Regions from separate parts of the Homo sapiens genome. Here region 2 is linked to region 1. A link is a loop called in an ENCODE intact Hi-C map of the cell type or tissue named here. Cell type or tissue: tibial artery. All regions are shown on one strand.

Evidence for each region. A loop is a pair of places that touch in the nucleus more often than their neighbours do. Peaks named below come from ENCODE experiments on the same cell type or tissue, not always from the same donor. Only the 100,000 strongest peaks of a DNase experiment are listed, where the experiment ranks them.
Region 2: it touches region 1 in a loop (16-fold over the local background); 2 of 110 quality-filtered maps call a loop at or near these places.

The regions. Positions count from the first base shown.
Region 1 is chr20:52,621,724-52,624,223 of GRCh38, forward strand. It overlaps LINC01524 (long intergenic non-protein coding RNA 1524), which reads left to right. Exons shown (of 3, transcript NR_110038.1): 2 at 139-277. All of the region lies in intron 7 of LOC105372666 (a long non-coding RNA gene), which reads left to right. Among named protein-coding and RNA genes, the nearest start is that of LINC01524, 2.1 kb to the left of the region's middle. In tibial artery, no CTCF peak of the experiment used is centred here; no DNase peak of the experiment used is centred here.
Region 2 is chr20:52,553,704-52,556,203 of GRCh38, forward strand. The region is part of intron 7 of LOC105372666 (a long non-coding RNA gene); the gene reads left to right. Among named protein-coding and RNA genes, the nearest start is that of LINC01524, 66 kb to the right of the region's middle. In tibial artery, no CTCF peak of the experiment used is centred here; no DNase peak of the experiment used is centred here.

The DNA.
Region 1 (2,500 bases):
ACAGACATATGTTTCTTTGCTTACCCCAAGTCCAGACCTTCTGATAGTAACATCTCGAATTTCCTTTTGAGGAACCATGCCTCCCTCATCCCAGTCCAAAGAGTTTGAATAGATTTGACTCTTCCTCCTTGGTTCCAGATGTGACAATGTACTTCAATGGACTTTATGGGGAACAAGAAGACATCTTCTCACTAGGGCTACAAAGTGCATAGAATGCATGTTGGATGCTCTGTTACTGTGAAGGGAGAGTCACCCAGATAATAAAGCCAGCATTGAGGTAAGCAGAGATGAAAATTAGAGAAAGAATTCTGATGAAATCTTGAAATGGCTGGATCTGGTCCTGGGAGGTAGGCTTATTGCAAACAATTCCATGATAAGTAAGACAATAAAGTCCCTTTTTTTGCTAAAATCAGATTAAATTAGATGTTGACATCTGCTGCCAAAAGAATCCCAAATAAAACATTTCCTTTAGGATAAATTCCCCTGTACTCCAGAACAATCTCCCTCAGAAACTGGAGTGGCTCATGATGGTATTTCAAACTAAAGTGCCAATGACTAGGAATGCTTGCTGACTCAACCACTGGAATGTTCTGGAGATGAAATTGATATTTGAAAGCAACTGGAGGGTGACTGACAGTTGGTAGGTACTTAAAAAATATCCTGAGTCTATCTAAATGGTGTATTTTCTTTTTTTATGTGCTAGAATATATGTACTTGGCAAATCTCAAATATGTTTGTAATTTGGGGAATATAATAGGAGATATTTTATGTGAGAAAAGTTCTCATCATTGCTTTTTGCCTGTTTGGTTTATTTTACATGACTGTGAAATGCAAAATTCCAAGATTTTGACTTTTTGAATGATTTTCCTCTCTCTCCCATCTCCTTTTCTCCCACACTTACACCATCCATCCCCAGTGGTCAAAGGTACGAGGATCCACCATTTGGAACTTCATCTTTTAAAGACCAGAAACTCCTCTTCAGGAGAAGGAAGGGTGTGATTTATTGTGGCTTTATCTAAGATAACACAGTGAAAGTTCAAGTTCTCTAGTTTCTTTATTAAAAAAAAATATATATAAATACCAGTGATTTATAGCAAGGGTAGCAATTTAGTGCATAAGAAATTTTTTTTGCTCTATTCCTCTCCATCTTCACCTTTCTTAAAGTAACTAATTTTAACAGCTTAGTGCATATCCTTCTAGTCATTTTTCTATGGTGTTATAACCAGACACAAATGCATGCATGTATATGCATGTATATATGTATGCCTATATACATAAACACACATACACACATCATTTTTTTTTAACATATTCTTGTACACTATTGCTTTTGTATATATTTCCAAAGGTAGGATTGCTGGGTCAAAGGGTATGTATACTTCTATTTAAATGAACACAGATGATTACTTTCCAGAAAGTTTACAGAACTTCATATTCTCACCAATGTATTTCTCCAAATCACTGCTATCCCAGAATTTTTTTGCACTTGGTACTGTGGTAGTTTCATGATTTTTATTCTTTTTTCTCTTTATAAGAGTTAGCATCTTCCCCATTCGAGTCCTTAGGACCATCACATCTGTTCTATGGCCCCATTGTGCATGCCTTTCCTGTCTTTCATGTGTTCTTTCGGAGGTTGCCCCTCGTAATAATGAGGATGAAGATGCAGCTGATGTTTATTGAGTGTTGACTACCTGTGCTGAGTCTGCTACGCACTTACAGTGCTGAATAGGTTTTTTTACTGAAAGTTTTTCCTTTGATATTCACGATAACCCTACGAGCTATCTAGTTTTATAAGTCGGCTTTTACAGATTAGGAAACTGAGGCTCAGAAAAAAGTTAGAGGATAGGTGTGGTGGCTCACACCTCTAATCCCAGCACTTTGGGGGGCTGAGGTGGGAAGATCACTTAAGCCCAGGAATTCGGGGCCACCCTGGGAAACCTAGTGAGACCCCTGTCTCTAATAATAATAATAATAATAATAATAATAATAATAACAACAATAAGATAAAATAAATTAGCTGAGTGCAATGGCGCACACCTGTAGTCTCAGCTACTTGTGAGGCTGAGGTGGGAGAATCACTGGAGCTTGGGAAGTTGAGCCTGCAATGAGCTGTGATCACACCACTGTACTCCATCTTGTCTCAAGAAAAAGGGTGGAGGGGAAGGTTAGAGTAATTTGCCTAAATGTGCAGAGGGAGTGAGAAGCAGAACAGGGATGAATCCGAGAGGTCTGTCAACTGCAGCATAGACGGCACACAAGCACTGTGCACATTGCCTGCTGGATACCCAAGATGGGATTCATTAAAGTGAGGCCAGGTCTCTATGACAAAAGTCCAAGAACCTCCTGAAATGTTGTGCAGGATGCTGGGAGAGGTTTGATTTATTTTCTTCATTTACTAAGCTAGCAATTTAATCTTACATTTCAGTTTGAAATATTTTAAACATGCGTTCCCAATATTTGTTTACTTATTTATAAATTATATACTTGCACTGAAGTATTG
Region 2 (2,500 bases), 68 kb before region 1:
ATAGTTATGTATATAGTTTTTTCTAATTTTAATCTTAAGAGTGAATCATATTTATTTGCCGAATACAGAAAAGTGTAAGGTGGAAAGTAAAAATCACATATTATTGCATTACACAGAAGTAACCATTAATACTGTTATTTTTGATGCATTTTTTAGTCACATACACATGTTTGTACACACACACAATGTATATATGCATATTTATATATTTTGAGACAGTTTTTATATATAATATATATAATAAAATATATAACATAATTATATAATATATAAATATAATATATTATAATATATAATATATAAATATAATATATTATAATATATAATATATGTTATAAATATAATATATATTATAATATATATAATTATGTTATATATTATAATATATATAATATAATAACATAATTATATATAATATATTATATAATTATATATATATATTTTTATATATATAATATATTATATAATATATTATATATATACAATATATATTATTATATATATTATATATATAATATATTATATAATATATTATATATATTATATATAATAATATATTATTATATATATTATATATATATATTTTGAGACAGAGTTTCGCTCTTTTTGCCCAGGCTGGAGTGCAATGGCACAATCTCGGCTCACTGCAACCTCCACCTCCCCAGTTCAAGTGATTCTCCTGCCTCAGCCTCCTGAGTAGCTGGGATTACAGGTGTGTGCCACCACACCTGGCTAATTTTGTATTTTTAATAGAGATGGGGTTTCACTATGTTGACCAGGCTGGTCTCGAACTCCTGACCTCAAGGGATCCACCCACCTTGGCCTCCCAAAGTGTTGGGATTACAGGCGTGAGCCACCACACCTGGCCTATTTGAGTATATATATGTGTGTGTGTGTGTGTATATGTGCATAAACTGTAGTATTATTTACAATTTTGGTATTATATTCTTTATGGAATTTCATATCCTGCTTTTCTCACTACATTATATCTTAAATTATTTTTTATGCCATTAAGTATTCTGGGAAACATGATTTTTTTTTTACTTCAAATGTTCACGTTCTTTTTGATTTTTAAAATTTTATTTTTTAATTGACAAGGAATAATTATACATATTCATAGGGCACATAGTGATTATACATATTCATAGGGCACATAGTGATGTTTCGTTATGTGTAATGGATAGTGATCAGATCTGGGTAATTGGCATATCCATCATCTTAAACATTTATCACTTCTTTGCATTGGGGATGTTCAATATCCTCCTTCCAGCTATTTGAAACTATAATATATTATTGTTACCTATAGTCATCCTGTAGTGCTATAGAACACTAGAATGTATTCCTCCCATCTAGCTATACTTTTGTATCATTTAACAATTCCCTCCCTATTCCCTCATCCCCCTACCCTTCACAGCCTCTTGTATCTTCTGTTCTACTTTTTACTTCTATGAGATCAATTTCCTTTTTTAGCTTCCATACATGAATGAGAACATGTGGTGTTTAACTTTCCGTTTCTGGCTTATTTCACTTAACATAATGTCCTCCAGTTCTATCCATGTTGCTGCAAATGACAGGATTTCATTCTTTTTTATGAATGAATAGTATTCCATTGTGCATATATACCACATTTTCTTTATCCATTCATCTGTTGTTAGACACAGGTTGATTCCCTATCTTGGCTATTTTGAGCAGTGCTGCCATAAACATTGGAGTGCAGCTATCTCTTTGATTTAATGATTTTCTTTCCTTTGGATAGATTCCCAGTAGTGGAATCATATGGTAGTTCTATTTGTGATTTTTGAGGAAGCTCCATACTGTTTTCCATAATGGCTGTACTAGTTTACATTCCCACCAGCAGTGTATAGGAGTTCTTTTTTACTCTGAATCTTTGCCAGTATTTGTTATTTTTTTTCTCTTTTTGATAATAGCTATCCTACCAGGGGTGAGATAATACCTCATTGTGGTTTTCGTTTGCATTTCCCTGATAATTAATGATGTTGAGCATTTTAAAATACATTTGTTGGTCATCTGTGTATTTTCTTTTGAGAAATGTCTGTTCGGATCATTTGCTCATTTTTAAATTGGATTGTTTGTTTTTTTTTTTTGCTGTTGAGATGTTTGGATCCCTTGTAAATTCTGGACATTAATTCGCTGTGAGATGAGAAGTTTGCAAATATTTTCTCCTATTTTAGAAGTTGTTTTTTCACTATGTTGTTTTCTCTTCTTTTGGAAGCTTTTTAGCTTGATATAATCCCTTTTGTTTATTTTTGCTTTTGCTCTCTGTGCTTTTGAGGTCTTAATTCATAAAATATTTTTTCTGACCAATGTCTTGAAGTGTTTCCCCTGTTGTTTTCTTTCAGTAGTTTTATTGTTTTGAACTTTATATTTAGGACGTTGATCCATTTTGAGTCCATTTTTGTATAGAGTGAGAGATGGGGGTCTAGTTTTATTCTTTTGCACATGGATCTCTGGTTTTCCCAGCACCACTTATTGAAGAGAC